Regions from separate parts of the Homo sapiens genome. Here region 1 is linked to region 2. The links are chromatin loops, found by intact Hi-C in ENCODE. Cell type or tissue: endothelial cell of umbilical vein. All regions are shown on one strand. Each heading gives the region's core, and the rest is flanking DNA. Links, peaks and the distances in the headings are about the cores only.

What was found. Hi-C counts contacts between places; a loop is a spot of excess contacts. Peaks named below come from ENCODE experiments on the same cell type or tissue, not always from the same donor. Only the 100,000 strongest peaks of a DNase experiment are listed, where the experiment ranks them.
Region 1: it touches region 2 in a loop (4-fold over the local background); 2 of 110 quality-filtered maps call a loop at or near these places.

What each region holds. Positions count from the first base shown.
Region 1 is chr10:17,763,912-17,775,268 of GRCh38, forward strand. TMEM236 (transmembrane protein 236) reads left to right here. Exons shown (of 4, transcript NM_001098844.3): 2 at 7,398-7,470. Among named protein-coding and RNA genes, the nearest start is that of TMEM236, 17 kb to the left of the region's middle. In endothelial cell of umbilical vein, for the core only: no CTCF peak of the experiment used is centred there; a DNase peak (open chromatin) is centred at 5,280; H3K27ac peaks cover 1,472 bases.
Region 2 is chr10:17,834,489-17,845,636 of GRCh38, forward strand. It overlaps MRC1 (mannose receptor C-type 1), which reads left to right. Exons shown (of 30, transcript NM_002438.4): 5 at 6,205-6,318; 6 at 10,801-10,947. MIR511 (microRNA 511) reads left to right here and starts at 10,619; the gene lies at 10,619-10,705. In endothelial cell of umbilical vein, for the core only: no CTCF peak of the experiment used is centred there; a DNase peak (open chromatin) is centred at 2,673; H3K27ac peaks cover 896 bases.

The DNA of each region.
Region 1 (11,357 bases), core at 2,683-7,682, 68 kb before region 2:
ATCACCTGTAAAAAAAGGGTTGATACCTCACTCAGAGGGTTGTTGTGGGGTTGTCGTATGTAAAATTATTTCCTGTAGCGCTTAGCCTGTGGCATGATATGAACTCATTGAGTTGTCGTAAAGAGCTGAGTGTTAATATATGTTGGAATGTTAATACTAGATTTTGGAGAGCCTTGAAAGATGGGCAGGGAAACGTTAACTTCATGAGTTAGGTAAAAAGTTTTATGTTTCTGAGCAGAGTGTCATCTCCCAAGTTCTCATCTGATCCTTTCCACCCACCATGCTTCCTCTATGAGAAATCTCAGGGCCAGAATCCTTGCTGCACAAACAGGAATTTGTAACCCAATGTGGCTGAGCTTACTGAGTTCATCGTTAATAGGTCCCATTCCTAGGAGGGTCCCTCTCATTGCCAGTTTATTATGATGCACACAGAGATCTATCGGCAGTACCCTAACTCAGTCTTTCATGTGGAAATTACACCATGCCCACGTATCCTTTTCTTTAGCCAATCCTACTGTGGTCGCAAACTTGCATTCTTTGCAGCATGAATAGTCTTTCAAAGAAGTGTCTGTTGTATTTCCAACCTAAATTCTGTTATTTGTAGTACTTCCTAGGACTGCTATAACAAAGTATCACAAACTTGGTGGCTTAAACAACAGAAATTTGTTTCAAATTCTGAAATACCTGAAAGTTCTGGAGGTGAGAAGTCTAAGATCAAGCTGACGGCAAGGTTGGTTCCTTGTGAGAGATGTAAGTAAGGAAGGCTCTGTGCCTCTCTCCTGGCTGTTGGTGGTTGCTGGCAATCTTTGGTGTTCCTTGACCTGTAGATGCATCACTCTGATCTGTGCCTTCATCTTCACATGGCATTCTTCCTATGTGTCCTCGCTTAGTCTTCCCCACCTGCATGTCTGTTTTCAGATTTTCCCTTTTTTTTTTTTTGAGACGGGGTCTCATTCTGTCTCCCAGGCTGGAGTGCAGTGGTGCGATCTTGGCTCACCTCAACCTCTGCCTCCCAGATTCAAGCCTCAGCCTCCCGGGTAGCTGGGACTACAGGCGCGCACTACCATGCCAAGCTAATTTTTGTATTTTTAGTAGAGATGGGATTTTACCATGTTGGCAAGGATGGTCTTGATCTCTGGACCTTGTGATCTGCCCACCTCAGTCTCCCAAAGTGCTGGAATTACAGGCACGAGCCACCACGCCCAGCCCCAGATTTTCCCTTTTTAAAAGGACACCAGTCATATTGGATCAGAGTCTCCCCTTACACCCTGTTTTCACTTGATGACCTCCATAAAGACCTATTTACAAATAAGGTCACATTCGGAGGTACTGGGGGCTGGGACTTACACATGTCTGTTTTGGGGTATATAATTCAACCCATAGGATTTCACTCTCTGACCCTCCCAAAATTCATGTTCTTTTGGTGTGCAAAATAGACTCATTCATCTCAACACCTCCAAAAGTCCTAATCATCCCAGCATCAACTCTAAGTCCCAAATCTCAACTACACATCATCAACTCAAAATCCCAAAACTTTCCCTCAAAATCATCCAAACAAGGTATAGGCAAGACTTGGGATATGATTCCTCCTGGGTCAGAGTTTCTTTCCATCTGCAAACCTGTGAAGCTGGACAAAAAGTTACTTGCTTCCCACATACAATGGTGGAGCAGGATAGACATTACCATTCTGAAAGGGAGAAATTGGAAGGGGAACAGGAGTCGTGGGTCCCATGCAAGTTCAAAAGCTAGGAAGGAAAATCCCGTTAGCTTTTAAGGTTTAAAAATAATCCTCTGTGTCTTGATGCTGATTCCTGAGCCCATCATCCAGGCCTATGACTGTAGTGGCCCCAACCCCTCAGCCTTGCATGGTCATAGCTCTGCCCTGTGGTTTTAAGTTGGGCGCCTCTGGGCTTGTGGTTGCAGCACCAGTCTCCCTGGCTTTGGAACCACTGTCAAAGTCATTTTTCCCTTTTCTGAAAGATAACACATTTGCAGCCAAATAGCTCCATCAACCCATTTTCTCCCTGGAGTCCTAGAAGTCCAACAGCATTCCTTCATTTCATCTTACCTCTGCAACCTTCAGTCCAAGACAGCAGTATTTCTGCTGAGATGGTTGACTGGATTCACAAACCACAGCCTTGGTGTTCTCTTCTGAGCATAGTTTCTTATCATTTGCAATATGGATAGCCTGAGAATTTGTCAAATCTTCAAGTTCTAGTTCCTTTTTGCTTAAAAATTCCTTTTTCAACTTATCTCTCTTTCTTCATTCACATTTTATTGTAAACAGCAGGGAGGAAACAGGCTGTGCCTTCAACACTTTGCTTAGAAACATCCTCGGTTAAATATCTCAGTTCATTACTTACAAGTTCTACTTTCTATCCAACAGAGCACGGTACAGCCAAATTTTCTGCCATTTCATAGAAAGGATCACCCTTCCTCCAGTTTCCTATAATATGTTCCTCATTTCCATCTTAAACCTCACCAGAAGCACCTTAGCATTCATATTTCTAGCAATACTCTGTTCATGACAATGTATCTACTCTCTAAGATGCTAACAGCTTTCTCTATATCCCTCCTCTTTTCTTTCTGAGCCCTCACTAGAATCTCCTTTAACACCTGTGTTTCTACCAACAGTCTCTTCAAGGCAATCTAGGCTTTTTCTATTGTGCTTCTCACAACTCTCCCAGTCTCTACTCATTCCTCAACTCCAAAGCCACTTCTACATCTTTAGGTGTTACAGCAGCATTCCACATTGCAGTCGCAAAATTGGCGTTAAGTTTCCTAGAAATGCGACAACAAAGTACCTGGATGGCTTGAGCAACAGAAATTTATTGCCTCAAAATTCCAGAGCTGAAAACACTGAGATCAAGATATTGGTAGGATTGCTTCCTTCCGAGGGATATGAGAGAGAATTTGTTCCATGTCTTTCTCCTTGCTTCTGTTGTTTTTTTTTGGCAATCTTTGATGTTTCTTGGCTTGTAAATGCATCACTGTGATTTCTGCCTTCATCATCACATGATATGCTTCCTGAGTTTCTTCACAGTCTTCCCTCTGTGCAACTCTGTCACCAAATTTCCCCAATTTTATAAAAACACCAGTCATATTGGATTAGGACCCACCTTAATGATCTTATTTAACTTGATTATCTCTGTAAAGATCTTATTTCCAAATAAGATCACATTCTGAAGTACTGGGGTTTGGGATTTCAACATATCTTTTTGGGGAGACACCATTTGACCCATAATACTCAACAAATTATAAGCATATCCAGCCGGGCATGGTGGCTCACGCCTGTAATCCCAGCACTTTGGGAGGCCGAGGTGGGTGGATCTCGAGGTCAGGAGTTCCAGACCAGCCTGACCAAGATGGTGAAACCCCGTCTCTACTAAAAATACAAAAATTAGCCAGGCGTGGTGGCATGTGCCTGTGATCCCAGCTACTCAGGAGGCCGAGGCAGGAGAATCACTTGAACCTGGGAGGCAGAGGTTGCAGTGAGCTGAGATCAGCCATTGCACTCCAGCCTGGGTGATAGAGTAAGACTCCATCTCAAAAAATATATATATATAAGCATATACGAGCAGTAAGTCAAGATTTTCAAACACAGATTAACATAACTTCTGGTTAAATAAAACATAGACTTGGGTTGTATTTATTTATTAATGAGTCCCTTCATTTAGTATTTATTGAATTCCTACTATGTGTTGGACATTCTCTAGCATCATGAAGTTCTTGAACTTGGATGAGAAACAATTTACATTGTTTCTTTCATTAACCTCTAATTGAAAGCTACCAGTCTTTTCTGATGTGGATGTTGGTAACAAACCACAGTAATATTAGCAGGACCTGTAACTTTATTACATAGAGCTTTTCAGACCATGTATCACAGATCTTTTCATATGTCACAACGGTTGTAGGAGAGACTTCAGTATATGGTTTATGATCTTCACTATCTTGAAATTATGAGTGATTACAATTTTTACTAGATCTTAAGTACTCCCCATCTTTTTTTTTTTTTTGAGACAGTGTCTCGCTCTGTCACCCAGGCTGGAGTGCAGTGGCGTGATCTTGGCTTGCTGCAACCTCTGCCTCCTGGGGTTCAAGAGATTCTCCTGCCTCAGCCTCCCAAGTAGCTGCGACTACAGGTACACACCACCACACCTCGCTAATTTTTGTGGTTTTTTTTTTTTTTTTTTTTTTGTAGAGACGAGGATTTGCTGTGTTGCCCAGGTTGGTCTCAAACTCCTGGGCTCGAGTGATCCACCCACCTTGGCCTCCCAAAGTGCTGGAATTACAGGCATGAGCCACCAGGCCTGGCCTGCTTCAAAGAAAATAAAAAAAAGACAATGTGTTCATAGATAGGCACATATATTGTTATGAGGTTAATGAAAGAAATGATTAAATTGTTTCTCATCCAAGTTTAAACTTTAAAAAGAATTTGGATTACTACATAATTCTTTAAAAAAGAACCATAAACTGTATACAATTTTTTTAAAAAAGACTTTAGGTAATTTTTAAAATTTGGATAATTTCAATATAATTGATTTATTTTCTAAAAATCTGTATATTTTATTTTACTCATTTAAAAATGTTGTCCTGAGAAGGTTTCATAGGATTCACTAGATTCTCCGAAGTTTCATCGCACAAAAATGATTCAGAAACATTATTCTAGTTGCTGGAAATAAAGTAGCAAACAAGTCAGATACGGTCCGGGCTTCCACAGAACTTACCTCGGGGGATGAGGAAAGAGGAAGATGACAAACAATAAACAAAGAATCAGCAGATTTCTAGGTAGTCATAGGGCTATGTATACAACTCATGTGTGTGTGTGTGTGTGTGTGTGTGTGTGTGTGCCTGTATGTGTTTCCTATACTATATATGAGAGTAGGAGCAATAAGAGAGAAACCATATCATGTACAGCATGTAGACTAGGGTAATAAGTTTCAGTTTTCTTCTAATTACATTGTGTGTTCATCAAAGATTTTTTTAAATTGTGATAAAATACATATAATGTGAAATTTACCATCTTAATCATTTTAAGGGTACAGTTCGGTGGCATTAAGTACATTTACATTGTTGTGTGACTGTTGCCACCATCCATCCACAAAACTCTTTCATCTTGCAGGACTAAAGCTTTATACCCATTAACCAATAACCCCTTCCTTTCCCCAACATTGGAGCAGTGACAAGACGTGTTTTACATTTTAAAAGCATGACTTCATTTAAAAAACGTGAAGACAATGTTGCTAGGCAAGAATAGAACCACCAACAGGAAACCAGTTAGGAAATACGGCAGATGAGAGGTGACAGTGGATGAACTATGGTGTTGGCAGAAAAGGAGTTTGAAGTGGACTTTGGCAGTAAATCAGACAGGATTAGATGATGGGCTGGAACAAGTATGGAGGAGGACTTGGGTTCTGTTTCGGACATGGTAAGTCTGAGTTGTGTCTTTGCCATCCAAGTGGAAGTGCCTAACAGTTGGGTAGACAAGTCAGAGTTCAGGAAAAACACCAGAATATATTGTGGAGTCCTGGGCAAATGAGTGGTATTTGAAGCAATGGGAACGGATGAGATAATCCAGGAAGATAATATAGATAAAGAACAAGCCCGGGAATAATCTCTGGGGCATTGTCATCGTTTAGAGGTCAGGTTGAGAAGAAGAGAACTTTATGAGTGGCTTGTCCAATCTTACTTAGAGAACTTAGTGTTGTAGGAACTTGGATCTTGGCTCAGACAAACAGACAAAGCTACCAGTTGAAAATTCCATCAGGCTGGTCTTAGCCAGGTTATACTGGGTCTGGCCATGAGAGAGGGGTAATCTCATCTTCTAATTTATATTTACACCTAGGACATCTAAGATGGTGCTGGGATGGGGGAGGCAAGACAGCGCCAAAGAGAAATTGTTCTCTATTATTTTATTCTTTATAATTTCAACTTGTATTTTAGATTCAGGAGGTACATGTGCATGTTCGTTACACTGGTATGTTGCATGATGCTGTGGTCTGGGGTGTGACTGATCCTGCCACCCAGTTAGTGAGAATAGTACCCAAAAGGTAATTTTTCAACCCTTGACCCCTTTCCACCCTCCCCTCTGTAATGGTCCCCAGTGTCTATTCCCACCTTTATGTCCATGAGTACCCAACGTTTAGCTCCCACTTATAAGTGAGAACATACAGTATTTGGTTTTCTGTTCCTGAGTTAATTCGTTTAGGATAGTGGCCTCCAGCTACAGCCATGTTGCTGCGAAGGACATGATTTCATTCTTTTTTATGACTGTGGAGAAATTAATAATTTGAAAGCATTCAACACTGCTTGTACATAGAAAACATTATATAAATGGAATTAACATAATATATATTAACGAATCAAAGAGGAGGTAAATATTTCATTGTAGAAAACCTTTGAGCAGGTATCTTTTCTTGTCCCATAAATTAAGGATGCTAAACATACATTTAAATTTTCTATTTTTTTAATTAATTAATTTATTTATTTTGAGACAGAGTCTCGCTCTGTCGCCCAGGCTGGAGTGCAGTGGCACAGTCTTGGCTCACTGCAAGCTCTGCCTCCCGGGTTCACGCCGTTCTCCTGCCTCAGCCTCCTGAGTAGCTGGGACTACAGGTGCTCGCCACCACGCCCGGCTAATATTTTGTATTTTTAGTAGAGACAGGGTTTCACCATGTTAGCCAGGATGGTCTCGATCTCCTGACCTCGTGATCCACCTGCCTTGGCCTCCCAAAATGCTGGGATTACAGGCGTGAGCCACCGTGCCCGGCCACATTTAAATTTTCTGTGTCATAAGATATACTATTTTCTACATATTATATCTCAATAGCTATTTGATTGGTTGATCATGCAAGGTTTAAGAAGTGGTCCAAAAACAAGTTTGAAAAATTATGTCATTTTTATGTGTGTATGGTTTTTTTTGGTTCTAGTAAAAAAATGTAAATGTTTTTAAGTGATCTTTAAATATTTAATAGTTTATCATCTCTAAATGTACTTTTTGAAATATAAATTTTACAACATGGGATATAATATAACTTGAAAGTCATGCTGTTCATTTATTCAGTTGGTCACTACAGCCTGACCTCTTGGGCAGGATTTTAATTAATGAATTATGAACATGTTGAATGTCATTTGACTTGCGATTTGATGCTTTTAATAGTTTGTGGTTTGCTAATTATTTGGAAATCTCTCACCCCTTTGTTCTAGAAGAAGCATTCTGGTTTCTGCGCGTGTTCCTCTTTGCCATATGCAAACATTTGGGAAATGGAAATAGGGAAGCAGCAGCTTCTTAGAAAAACTATAGATGAATGGAACAGGAACTGCAAAATTAGCAAAATGTAAGAGGAACTGTCGATCTTGTCCATGATTGCTTTGGCTTATTTTTTCTCCTTTGCTAGGAGACCTGTTCTGATGATGTGTGTGGTCCTCACCACACTGCCCTGCCTCACCTTTTCCATAGCAGTGACTGAGGTATGGAATTTTTGATTTCTTCTGCTACAAGATTATGAGATTTTATAATTTCTTGTTATTGGAATTTGATAGAGCAGCGTGCTCAACAAATTTCTTGACATCTATGTAATCCAATCTTCTTCCAGGTTGCAATATATGTTATTTAAAGTACTGAGATCATTGTTACCTCTGTGATTGTGAAGGAAAGTCTAGTAGCCAATTTTTAAAAATTAATTTTGTGTTTGTGTGTGAGACAGTAATGATATTTGAACGTTTAAAAAGTGAAAAATGTGAAAGTTGATCTATATTTGTTTCTTCTACCAACCTGATGTTTTTCATGATTGTCCTCAATTGTAAATGAATACAACAAGATCTAAGGGAAGGACCACTTACATTTTAATACCTTTGATAAGATGTCCATTGATAATAATTTGCATGTGTTATTTATTTGAAAATAATACTGAGTTTATGTTTTGACTAAATATAGCTTCAAAAGATCTTGGATAGAAACCAGCAGGGCAGGAATATCTTAGGCAGAACTTTCAGGCTTGTAAGTACTTCATTATCCAAGAAGGTCAGAGAAGAATGCCCCACTAATCTTATTGATTTGCAAGGTGCTGTGGAAGATAACTTTTATTTTCCCAAAGCATACTTAATTTACTAAATTACTTAATTTACCTTGTGATATTTCACTTGTATGTGAAGCAAATATTCATTAAGTATATATTACAGGCCAGGCACTGTTAGGTACAGGGCATAGGGGACCCAGGAAATATGGCCGAGTCTCTCATATAATTTTCTGACATTAGAGAGAAAAATAAACAGGCAATTAGAACAAGTATCACAAGTGTTGTGAGACAGGGCAGTACCGAGTAATGTATGACATTAGAAATTACATGGTTGTTAGAATGCATTGTAGGTGCTGCTAGAATACATCATAGATGCTAAATTAGGACAATGTATGAAGGCATAGAATAATTTTGGGAGGTTACTCACATGTGCTTTGCTTCCAGTGAACTGCAACAGGGAATATTTCAATCTAGATCTGTCTTTTCCCCTCTCAAAGACCTTGTAAATCATTTGGAAGGTTCTCAAAAGCTGTAAAAATTTAGTTTACAACCTTTTAAGAAACATCACTGCGGTAAACTGATGGCATATCTGGAGCTCGATAGCCCTTTTTGGCTCTTTTTTATGATGTCTCTTCCATTGTTACATCTTTTTCTTTCCTTTCCTTTTTTTCTTACTTAATTTTCACCGAAGTATAACACATAAACAGAAAAGTGCACGAAACATACAAGTACAGTAACAATGGAATACCACAAAGCAACCCCCTGGGTAAGCATCGCTCAAGTCAAGGTCAAGAAGGAAACTTTGGCCGGCTCCATGCCCACACTCCTTTATTTTTATTTATTATTTTATTTTATTTTTGTATCAGAAACCCATTGCTTGCTCACTCTTTTTTTATGCTCCTTTCAATGACTCCCTTTCCCTCCTTTCCAGAAGTCACTTCTAACTTGACTTCTGATACTGCAGGCTAGTTTGTCTGTTTTTGAAATTTTTCCAAGGAGAAATCAAATGATGTCTGGCTTCTTTTATTTAAAATATGGTTGTGAGGGTCATTCCTGTTTCTGTAAATACCTGAAGCTCATTCGTTTTCAGCTGTAGAGTATTACATTTTATGAAAAGATCATAATTTACTTATCTGTTCTACTCTTGGTCGCCATCTTGGTTGTTTCCAGTTTTGGCAATTACAGAGAATGCGGCAGTGAACATCTGTGAATATGTCTTTTGGTGTGCATGAGCAAGCATTTCTGTTGGTTATGTATGCAGGAGCAGAACTGATGGATCATGAGATATTGAAATGTTAAATTGTGAGAGATAAGGTCAAACAGCTTTTCAAACAGATTGTACTGATTTCTATAGCATCTCTATAGAACTCACCAGCAGAGAAGGAGCATTCACCAGCGCTTGCGTTGTTTCTTATTTTTTTGGAGACAGAGTCTTTCTCTGTTGCCCAGGCTGGAGTGCAGTGGTGCGTGTGATCTTGGCTCACTGCAAGCTCCGCCTCCCAGGTTCAGGCGATTCTCCTGCCTCAGGCTCCCCATCAGCTGGGATTACAGGTGCCCACCACCACTATGGGCTAATTTTTGTATTTTTAGTACAGACGGGGTTTCACTGTGTTGGCCAGGCTGGTCTCGAACTCCTGACCTCAGGTGATCCACCCGCCTCGGCCTCCCAAAATGCTGAGATTACAGGTGTGAGGCACCCCTCCAGGCATCATTGTGTCTTTTTATTTCAGCTCTTCTGGTGGGTACGATCCTGAATCTCACTGTACTTTTAAATTACATTTCTCCAGTAATTAACAATGTTGAGCATCTTTTCATCTTGCCCATTTTTTATTGTGTTGCTTATCTTTTAAAAACGTATTTGGAAGACTTATTTTCATATTCAGATTATACAAGCCTTTTTTGATTATATGTATTGCAAATATCTTTATGTAACTTGTCTTCACACTTTTATATCTTTTTGATGAAAAGAAGTTCTTAACTTAAAAATAGTCCAGTTTATTGCTTTCCTTTATGGATAGTGCTTGGGTCACTCACTTGTAGAAGATTTTGTCATTGTGAATCTGAATTTCAAAGTCTTAAAATCTTTCATATATATATATTTTTGTTTGTTTGTTTGTTTGTTTGTTTGTTTTTGAGATGAAGTGTTGCCCTATTGCCCAGGCTGGACTGCAGTGGTGCAATCTCTATTCACTGCAACCTCCACCTTCTGGGTTCAAGTGATTCTCACCTCTCAGCCTCCTAAGTAGCTGGGACGACAGGCATGTGCCACCACACCCGGCTAATGTTTGTATTTTTAATAGAGATGGGGTTTCAACATGTTGGCCAGGCTGGTCTTGAACTCCTGACCTCAAGTGATTTACCTGCCTTGGACCCCTGAAGTGCTGGGATTTCAGGTGTGAGTCACTGTGCCCAGCCTCCTAATTATATTTTGAAAGCTATATTGTTTCTTCATTCTTTTTTAGATTCACAATACATCTGGAACTGATTTTTGTATATGTTGTACAGCAGTGAGTTAATTTTTTTCCCCACATAACATTCAATGGACCGAGCACCATTTTACTAAAAAATCCATCCTTCCCACATTTCTCTGCTGTGCCACCTTTGTTATAAATCAAGTGTAGATATACATAATTCCTATGCCAACTCTACACTGTCTTAGTTCTTGCAGCTTTATACTAGTTCTTTATATCCAGAAGAGTAAATCTTCCTAGCTTATTCTTTTTCTTCCAGAATTTCCTGCCTTTTTAATTTTCATATAAATTTTATTGTCAGCCTGTCCTTTTCCACAAAAAGTTGCAACAGTGGTTGAAGTTGCATTGAATAGTATCATTTTTCCTTCCTTCCTCCCTCCCTCCTTCCCTACCTCCTTTCTCTCTCTCTCTCTCTCTCTCTCTTTCTCTCACTCTGTTGCCCAGGCCAGTGCAATGGCATGATCTCAGCTCACTGCGACCTCTGCCTCCTGGGTTCAAGCAATTCTCCTGCCTCAGTGTCCTGAGTAGCTGGGACCACTGGCATGTGCCACCATGCCTGGCTAATTTTTTTTGTATTTTTAGTAAAGATGGGGTTTCACCAAGTTGGCCAGGCTGATCTCGAACTCCTGACCTCAGGTGATCCACCTGCCTCGTCTTCCCAAAGTGTTGGGATTACAGGTGTGAACCACTGCAACCAGCCTACACTGTTTATTTCATTCTCTGGCGCATTACCCTGGCTAAGACCTCCAGGACAATGTTGAACAGAAGTGGCCATGGTGGCATCTTTGTCTTATTCCTGATTTCAGAGGGAAAACTTTCAATATTTCATCATTAATACAATGCTTTCCATAGTTTTTTGTTATTGTGG
Region 2 (11,148 bases), core at 83-5,082:
TGTAACCTCCACCTCCCGGGTTCACATGATTCTCCTGCCTCAGCCTCCCACGTAGCTGGGATTACAGGTGCTTGCCACCATGCCCAGCTAATTTTTTGTATTTTTAGTAGAGACGGGGTTTCACTAGGTTGGACAGGCTGGTCATGAACTCCTGGCCTCAGGTGATCCACCTGCCTTGGCCTCCCAAAGTGCTGGGATTACAGGCGTGAGCCACCGTGCCTGGCCAATGTGTTTGTTTTTAAAATATCTGTTTTTATTAGATTGTGAAGACTAAAAGGGCTAAAGTTTGCTTGAGAAGAGAGTATCCGTTTTAGCTTCTAAAATATACACTTGGGGAAACAGAGAGATTAGGATCAGAAATTAGTGTGGGAGCAAAAGCATCCCCGATTTCTTGCCCCCAAAATCTCCTCCCTCCAGTTTTTCTGGACACGGCTATATTAATATTAGTCTGTCTCTGCTCCTATGACTGCCATGTTCAAAAAACCCCTTGTGGCTTCTCATTTCCCATCAAATAATTAACAAAATACATTTTGCCTGACATTCAAGATTGCCACCTGCTGAACATCTGTACTATTCCCGGTCTTGCATTTTGCGGTCACAACAAAAGAAAAGTCAGTCTTGGATTCCTTGTTTTTCCTCATCCATTCTCACCCTCACATCTTTTCCCATGTCATTTCTTTTGCCTGGAATTCTCACGATTGTGTACAGTTGAAATGCAATTCTATTTCCATCTGCATTTCTCTTATTTGCTTATTACCACTTTTATTAGTATAATAGCTACTTACACATATGTCCTGCTTCCTTGACAACACTATAAATACATTAATTTGTTATTATTTATTTACTTATTCATTCATTCCCAAGATATCTTGTACCCATGTGCCAGGCTTTGTGCTAGGTCCTGGGGACATCAAAGCTGACCCTGTCTTGTCCACATGCAGCTTAAAAGTCCAATGGGAAGAAACAGATGTAAACAAGAAAACAAACAAATGAATAGGTACCAATTATAATAAGTCCTGCATGGAAAGCAAACTGAAGGCCATGTGGAGATCGCGTCAGAGGGGGAAATAGCTGAAAACGGGGAATGTCTTGTGAATATTTATGACCCCTCTTCCCCCAAGGAGGTTCACACAGAGCCTTCCAAGGAAGGGTCTCACCAAACATTTGCTGACTGACATGTTAACATGCAACAAAATAAAAATACTTAGAAATTCAGTCTCCTGTTTGGAAAACTAGACAGTCATGGCAAGAAGACAGTAAATGCAGTGGTTCTTCTGTGTGAAGTGGCTTATTCATCACCTTGGAATTCTGTTAAAGTGATGATGCCTGGGCTGAGATCCCGAAGACTCTAGATCAGTAGGTGTGACACAGGGCACAAGAATCTGCCTTTTGTCAAACTCCTGGGTGATTCTGGGGCAGCTGGTTGAAAGACCATATCTGGCAAAACACTGTGTTAGTTCCTGCTGTATCCAGGTGCTAACACCAGGCAGCAGAGCAGAGAGGCTGAGAGCAAAGATTCTGCAGCCAGACTGCCTAGGTCCCAGCTCTGTGAAACTGGGGGAGCTTGTGGGGATTTGCTGAGGCACCTGTGCTTTGGTGACCTTGTCTGTTAAAAGAGCTAATGTGTGTGAGCCAATACAAGGGCAAGAGCACACTCCCTACCTTGCCTCATTTCTTAGCACCTACCTTTTTCCAGCTATTTTCAGATGACACCCGTCACCAACCAGAACACATCTCTCCTATAAGTTATTATTAAGGAGACCGAGGATAGAAAAGCAATATGATGTCACTGTGGATTCATAGTCTTAGAGATAGGGTTCTTCCTCTGTCTGCTCAATTATTCTGTTTTGCATTAGCCTTTGGGACCCTTCTAATAGTGGAACAGAAAGGATCAGAGTGATTCATATTTACAACCATGCACAAAAATAAGGAGGAAGAGGAGAAAGTACAGAATAGACAAAAGTAAATTTATGTAGATGATTAAGGAATAGAAAAGATGATTCGAGGCAGTCTTGTGGTTATTTGGGCAGACTTGCAGGCACGAGAGAAAATGTATCAGAGGTGGTCTGGGCACAGTGGCTCACCCTTGTATTCCCATCACTTTGGGAGGCCGAGGTGGGTGGATCACCTGAGGTCAGGAGTTTGAGACCTGCTTGGCCAACATGGTGAAATCCCATCTCTACTAAAAATACAAAAAATTAGCTGGGCACGGTGGCAGGCTCCTGTATTCCCAGCTACTCGGGAGGCTGAGGTAGGAGAATGGCTTGAACCTGGGAGGTGGAGGTTGCAGTGAGTCGAGATCGCACCATTGCACTCCAGCCTGGGCAACAAGAGTGAAACTCGTCTCAAAAATAAATAAATAAATAAAAATTTAAAAAAAAAGGAAAGAAAATATATCAGAGGTGCAGAGGTGAAATGGTTTCAGTTGATGTGTTTTTGGTTTTTGTGTTTGAATTTATTTGTGGGGTGTGTTATCTCTTGGAAGCCTGGGGACAGAGCACAGGTTACTTTGTGCGCTCTCCACCAGCTACAGAGAAGGAGCAAGTGATCTGAGCGGACAGCGGCTTTGCCCAAGCACAGACTCATTTCCTGGTTCCCGGACTCTGCTATCGGACTCGAGCTGCAGGAAATGCTTCCCTAATCAGCAAGGGCTTTTCTTGTGTCTATCAGGACAGCAAACAAGCCCCAGGAGATCCAGAGGCTGGGTTCACCTCAGATACTTACTTGAATCTTATCCAAGCCTCCGGAATTTCAGTCAGCAAATTTTCACTGGCATCTGGATAAGAATGGCATCTCTAACGAGATTTGTAGTACTTCCTGCCTTTCTTTAAGTAAAAAATGTCAGGCATTAGGACAAGAAAAACTCTGACAGGGAATTTAAAAAATAGGGGAAAGATATTCCCTCCCCACTGTTTATTTGAAAGAAAGGGATGATACTCAGTGTTGATTGAGATATATTGGGGAATAATCCAGAAAACAGTGGTGTGAGTGTGTAATTGCAATCCACTCTATTTTGGAAAATATGCCATTAAAATGAAAAAACAACCTACAAAATATTTACACTTTTAAAATAAGTTTTCTTTTATGTGAGGGTTTTGAAAAGTCTGTATCTTTTTATTTTATTTTATTTTATTTTATTTATTATTATTATTTTTTTTGAGACAAAGTCTCACTCTGTCGCCCGGGCTGGAGTGCAGTGGCACTAGGACTTAAGTGATTCTCGTGCCTCAGCCTCCTGAGTAGCTGGGGCTACAGGCATGTGCCACCAAGCCTGGCTAATTTTTTGTATTTTAGTAGACACAGGGTTTCACCATGTTGCCCAGGATGGTTTTGAACTCCTGAGCTCAGCTGATCTACCAGCCTCAGCCTACCAAAGTGCTGGGATTACAGGCGTGAGCCACCATGCTCGGCCAGTCAGTATCATTTTTTAAAAATGTAGAACCTGGTTTGATGACTCTAATTAAATTGTCTGCCAATTACTGAAGAGCTACTACATACTAGTTTCTGGGCTTTAGTTCTAAAGCCCACAGCAACCTCATGAATAAATATTATTAGCCCCACTGTATAGATGAGATAACAGACTAGGAGGGAGAAGTTAGGAAACTTGCTTAATGCCTCCTGTTTAGAAAACAGCTGAACTGGAATTCAGCCCTGTCTTCCATTTCACCCTGCCTGTGTCTCACGCACAGAACACCCGGGGATCCGCTGGTTCCCAAAGCACTGATGAGAACCCTTAATTTTGTCAACATTTCCTGGCTCCAGTAAATGTGTTCCAGATTGGTGGTGATCTGATTTCATATTATCTGCCAGGTGAAATGTTTCTGCCTGGCAACACGTTTGCACACTACCCACAGCTGTTTTATCGTCTTCCCTTCTGTTTCTACCCCGAAAAATGTTGGGACGCTCTATGGAGTCTCTGAGTCCTGAATCAGATTTGTGGCTCCGTATGTGCAGGATGAGGATTTACAGAACTGAAATAAGATATAGGAAGTGAAATTTGGCTTGTTTCCCCGATGGTTTTTACCAGTTTCCTTTGGTACTGCCTGAAAAACACATTGGACCTCAATTAAAAAAAAAAAAAGAAAGTAAAAAAAACAGTGTAATATTGGACATTTGTGTATCTTCTATTACATCTAAGTTCAAAAGTTGGTATATAACCATTTCAGACAATATATGCAGAAAAGTTACGCCTTGAGCATGTGAGGCTGGGCGCAGTGGCTCACGCCTGTAACCCCAGAGCCTTGGGAGGCTGAGGTGGGAGGATTGTTAGAGTTCAGGAGTTCGAGATCAGCCTGGGCACTACAGTAAGACCCCAACTGTACAAAAAAAATTTCTGGTTTGAGTTGGTGTCTGGAAACAAAACAAACAACAAAAATTTAGCATGTGGAATTGTTGCTTTGTGCAGCAATACTAAAATATTTTGGTCTGCTCTTTTATAAAATTACAAAAGCATATTAGAGAAAATTATTTGTGGACAACACCCATCTGCTTTAAGAGATATATTTTAACCCAAGATTTGAATTTTGCTTCTAAGTCACACCTTTGCCAACCTTAATATGAAGCTATTGATAATAATAATAATAATGGTAATAATAACAGTAGTAACTTATATTTATGGGGCATATACCATATGTCAGGCCTTGTTTTAAAAAGTATTAACTAATTCAGTTCTTCAAGACAAGTTTATAAGTACTTAGAGCTGGTAAAAGATGTCAAAAGGTAATTCTCTTAAAGAGCTATTATCATTTCTCATGATGCCAAACATAGTAATTTAGTTACGCAGTCTCAATATCTACTTCAGTTCTTCTTTAATCAGCGAATTATTTATAATTTTTAAAACTTAAATACACTTATTTTCGTAATTAAGTTTTTTAAAATCCCTGAGTAAATTGGTTTTGGGAATAGCTAGTATTAAAATGCTACTTTTAGGAGCATGTCCTGTAGAATACGTCTGTGCAAGTAGAAAGATAATTATATTTAAGTTAGTACAACTTTAAAGAATTTGTGAAAATTCTTTTAAAGAATTTTTTTGAAGGTTGTTGAGTACAGTGGTGTGTACCCTGTAGTCCCAGCTATTTAGGAGACTGAGGTAGGAGGAACGCTTGGACCCAGGAGTTGGAGAGCAACCTGAGCACCATAGTGAGACTCCATCTCTAAAAAATAAAAATAAATTTAAAAAATGTTTTTAAAAGCCAAAGGATAGTTTTTATTTTAATTAATTGCTTTTGATCAATTAAAATAACTCAGAACAGAGAATTCTCATTGATGGTTTCAAAAAAGATAGAGGTGGCAGGGTATGGTGGCTCACGCCTGTAATCCCAGCATATTGGGAGTCTGAGGTGGGCGGATCACCTGAGGTCAGGAGTTTGAGACCAGCCTGGCCAACATAGTGAAATGTCATCCCTCCTAAAAATACAAAAAAAAAAAATTAGCCAGGCGTGGTGGCGGTCACCTGTAATCCCAGCTACTCGAGAGGCTGAGGCAGGAGAATCGCTTGAACCCGAGAGGAGGAGGTTGCAGTGAGTGGAGATTGAGCCACTGAACTCCAGCCTGGGCGACAGTGCAAGACTCCAACTCAAAAAAAAAAAAAAAAAAGAGCGGTAATAATAGGTTAGAGTGTTTACCGCTGAAGAGCTGAGGTCCGTGTTGTTTCTGGTTTTATGACTTCCACATCAGTCCTAGAACAGAATTGGAAACATTGTATTTTTGATTTCTTCACTGCTTAAGCAAAGCATCCTTGGTGTTAGCATAAGCACTTAGTGATTAGTATTTAATCATCATGTTAACGAAGAAGAGAAATTGACTTTAAAAAATGATAAAATAAAATTCTTAGAATAAGGTTTGAAATATGCAGTGGAGGTAACACCTATTCATATTCACACAAGAAGACTTTACACTATCCTTGAGAAAGTAGATAATAGTCAAGATGATGGGGTTTGAAGCCTCATTAGATCTGGGTTGGAACTTTAAAAATCTTACCAGATTACCTATGCTGCCTCTGCCTCCGTTTCCCCACCTATCAGTGAAGGTAATAATTTTACTTGCCTTAGGTTGTCAGGAGAATCAAAGGAGACATGGTAGGCATGATTATTGTTACTTCCCTCAGTGACATTTTGATTCAAGCACTTAGTTCTGAATTTAATTTCAACTGTTTTCTGAATGCCAAGTTCTTGTTTGTTTGTTTTGCTTTCTTTAAAAATATAGGATTAACCAGTTCCTTGACCTCAGGACTCTGGATTGGACTTAACAGTCTGAGCTTCAACAGCGGTTGGCAGTGGAGTGACCGCAGTCCTTTCCGATATTTGAACTGGTTACCAGGTAGGGTTAAGCCTGTTTGTGTCGAATTAATCCAAATTTAAGTCATCTAGACGCCCCGAAGACGTTTATTATCTCACCTGTTGATCTCAAAGAGAAGAATTGGGAGACTTCATCAAATACAGTTCATTTCACCTTGTTTTGAAATCTATGCTAGATTTCCATTTACTGAATTGTAAGGTTATACCAGCTTCCTGGGATAGGGATTTGTCTGCCAGGATTCTCACACAAAACAATAAAGGTCTCTGTTTAAAGTTTCAGTTCTCAGAGTATCCCTGATGTGTTGGGTACTATATTCAAAAGCAGATGTTGTGGCTACTCTTAAACATGATTTACTAAATATGCTACTTGCATTGTTACTATATACTTGCTGTTGCATTGACTTTGTCAACATCCTTGAGAGGATTAGCCAACATCTCTTTGTAAAGTTTGACAAGTGGATTGAAATTATTTTGGGTTGGAGAGATTTTTTATGACTGTACCTTGAGTCATGAGGTATTTGCAATATTGCTGTCCTTGTGACAGTGATTTTAACATCTACATTAACACCCACTTTTCCTGTTTTTGATTTAATAACATCGGCTTAAAAATACTATCTCAGTTACAGCTTATGATATTCCATACTAGCATAAAAATTCATTAGAGGTTTCTCAACAGTAGTTTATAGAAAAACAGAGTTGGGGATGATAAAACCTACAACAGCTTTCTAATTTTTTTAGAGGATAGAAAATGCTGTGAACTAATTATTTCTACATTGTCATAACATGAAAGTAACAGAATATAAAATAAGTTTACATATTGAGCAACTATTTAGAGAAAACAAAAAAATGATATAAAGTTTTTCTTATTCACCAGTACCAACTGGCGTTAGTAGCCACTTGAGGCCTTCTATTGGGTATAAATTCAATCCCCACCCCTCAATCCCACCCCAGTGCCATTTTTTTTTTTTTTTTTTAGGAAAGAGTGCAATTAATGATTAGTGACGTCTGCCGTGGGTGTGGGAAAGGAGAGAAGTATCATATTGGTCACATCTTATCAAATCTCCTATGGGCCATACCATTATAATACGGTGTTCTTCAGACAGTCAGACTTCTCTTTTAAAGCCATTGAGTGGTTTTCGCATTTGGCTTAGAAAACTAAACTCTCCATTTTTGTTTGTTTGTTTGTTTTTGTTTTTGAGACAGGGTCTCACTCTGTTGCCCAGGCTGGAGTGCAGTGGCGCAGTCTCAGCTCACTGCAACCTCAGCCTTCCTGGCTCAAGTCATTCTTGTGCCTCAGCCTCCTAAGAGGCTGGGATTACAAGCATGCACCACCATGCCTGGCTAATTTTTTAATTTTTTGTAGTGATGGGATTTCCCCACATTGGCCAGGCCAGTCTCGAACTTCTGAACTCAAGTGATGTGGCCTGCCTCAACCTCCCAGAGTGCTGGGATTACAGGCGTGAGCCACTGCGCCTGGCGAAAATCTCCATTTTCTATATTGGTTTATTGTATTAAAAGAAGAAAAACTTCAATAAAATAATATTTCAAATAGATGCTAAAACACGAGAAAATTTTTAGAGAATATATTTTGGCTTAAATAAATTAGATTTTACTCTGAAATTCCAGTTTCAAAGCGTTACTTCAACATATGATGGTTACAGTGCTGTCACTCAAGTCTTGAGCCAATAATCAGTTCTATTTTTTTCTGGAACATGGAAGGTAAAAATTTCTGGAATATGGGAAGACTTACTGCAAGGGAATACATATAAAATATCCTTTTTTGTGCGTGAAAATTTAGGTGTCTGTCTACCTATTCAGCCAGATGCAATTAGAGAATACTAGTTGGCCTCAATCAGATTATTAGACAATAAAACTTATTAGGGGACTAGAATTTATTCTTCTTTGTGTTGCTAAATTTTTATACATATTAGGCAGTCATTTAATTTATTCACTTGGGGGTGATGATTATATTTAACCGCTTGCATCCTACGAGTTCAGGGAGAAAACTTCCGGGTTAACTTTGGGTGGAGTAAAGAATGAAAGTGGAATATGATTAAGAAAGGGAAGCAAATGCTTTCTAAAATTAAACTTCAATTCCTAAGAAGTAGGTGCAAGATTAAATCACCTTGCGAAATAGTATGAGAGTTTCTTCCAACTAAAATTAGAGATCTTGTGGAAATTAAAAATCGGTTTCATATTTGTTCAGTCAAGCATTCAATTGAATAATTACCAAGTAATGAAAATATTAAAATATATTCACTTTTGAAGTGAGGATGTTTTGCATAAATGATGTACAAGTGTGAATTCAAATATATAATAACTATGGTAAACATCAAAACCACTAGTTGATGTCTCAAAGTTGAGAGAGGTATTGTATTGATAAATAAATGTGTAATATGATTTACTAATTAGCACATCAATTAATAACTTAGAGCTAGAAATGTATTTGTTTGAAAGTTTCTTTTTAGTGCTGATACCTTATCTGTTAGTTCAGTTATCCTGTTATTTTAGTTACAGTATCAGCAAATGTTTAAGATACCTTTATGCTTATTACTAACTTTATGATAACTTTATGCTTATTACTAACTTTAAGATAACTTTGGCCAGGTGCAGTGGCTCACGCCTGTAATACCAGCACTTTGGGAGGCTGAGGCGGGTGGATCCCGAGGTCAGGAGTTCAAGACCAGCCTGGTCAAGATGGTGAAACCCCGTCTATACTAAAAATACAAAAATTAGCTGGGCATGGTGTGGGCACTTGTAGTCCCAGCTACTCAGGAGGCTGAGGCAGAGAATTGCTTGAACCCAGGAGGTGGAGGTTGCAGTGAGCTGAGATCACGCCACTGGACTCTAGCCTGAGTGACAGAGCAAAACTCCATCTCAAAAAGAAAAAAAAAAGATAACTTAATGCTTATTACTAACCATTATTTTCTTTGTGTGGTAGTTAAATAAACTTTAAAAAAATCATTTAATTACCACACAAAGAATACCACCAAAACTTTAAAAAGGTTATTTAGGTTATTACCTGCTCCAGACTTTGTGGAGCAGGTAATATGATTTCCGTCTTGCAGGAAAGGAAGTGACATTCAGGCACAGGTTACATACACATTGGAGGTCACAAAGCATAGGTATTAACAGAATGTGGCTCATTCACCCTGTCTTCAGGTGGAAGGTGAAGCTAGTTTGGGGAGTACTGGTTTTTAAATCATATATTAGAGTAGCAAAACGCATGTGAAATGTATCAATGCCTACATTCATCCCTTTAGCAACGTTGACTTTATCTGGTTCTTTAATCAGTTTCCACTAAGAAATGGATAAGGCATAGCTGCTGAAAGTCTTCTTCAGTAGGCTGAGTTGAAGATATTGAGACAGTTTTAGTTCTGGGAGCACAGCATGCTGCCCATCTAGCTCTCCCATTAGCTTTTTCTCCTCCATTTATTTTTATTTTTATTTTTGAGACAGAGTCTCACTCTGTCACCCCGGCTGGAGTGCAGTGGTGTGATCTCCACTCACTGCAACCTCTGCCTCCCAGGTTCAAGCAATTCTCCTGCCTCAGCCTCCCAAGTAGCTGGGATTACAGGTGCCCGCCAGCTCCCCGGCCGATTTTTTTGTATTTTTAGTAGAAATGGGGTTTCATTATGTTGGCCAGGCTGATCTCGAATTCCTGACCTCAGTTGATCCATCCGCCTCAGCCTCCCAAAGTGCTGGGATTACAGGCGTGAGCCACCGTGCCCTGCCCTAATAATGTTTAGTGTGGCAGGTTTGGAACATCATGTATTCTTTCTTTTTAATAAATTCTACTTGTAGATTCAGAGATACATGTACACGGTTGTTACATACCTAGGTAAATTGCATGTTGCTGAGGTTTGGGATATAAATGATCCATCCCATCAACCAGGCAGTGAGCATAGAACCCAGTAGCTAGTTTTCCAAACTTTGTTACCCTCCATTCCTCCCCCATCTCATAGTCCCCAGTTTCTGTTGTTGCCATCTTTGTGTCCATGAGTACTCGGTATTTAGCTCCCACTTAGAAGTGAGAACATGGCTATTTGGCTTTCTGTTCTGCATTAATTCGCTTAGGATAATGGCCTCTAGTTGCATCCATGTTGCTGCAAAGGACATGATGATTTCATTTTTTTTTATGGCGGCATAATCATGCATTCTTTTCATTAGGTACCTCTCTTTGATAATGTAATCCGTTGTGACAACTGTTCAAGTTTTAAGGTGTAGCTTTATTAGCTGATAATGGGGGAAAGGGTTGTTTCAAAGAAGTATATTTGCTTTATCAACATTCTAAGTATTGGAATGATCCAACGATAAGAAAACAATAGACACCCATCGTGTCTTTTGCTCTGCAGTCAGTAAATATTTTTTTGTGAATGTGTAGCAAAAGACAGAATGGTGGTCCATTGAATCCCCAGGATGAAGACATGAGGAGACGTGGGAGGGATGCTATCTGCTGGGAATAGCTATAATAGTCCACTTTAACTTTTCCTTTTCCTCGAAGGAAGTCCATCAGCTGAACCTGGAAAAAGCTGTGTGTCACTAAATCCTGGAAAAAATGCTAAATGGGAAAATCTGGAATGTGTTCAGAAACTGGGCTATATTTGCAAAAAGGGCAACACCACTTTAAATTCTTTTGTTATTCCCTCAGGTAAGTGATCTATGGGATCTGAAGTGCCTCAACTATTAGAATTGAAAGATAAGTAACATTACAGCTTAGGTGTAACTGTTGGAATGCCGCCAGAGGTTTTGTGGATAGTTGATGGGGTAAACTTAATGATATTACTGCAATATTTCTGTGTGCTGGTTGCTAGTATTTCCTGAGTGTGCGGCGGTGTCTGGGCATTGTGGA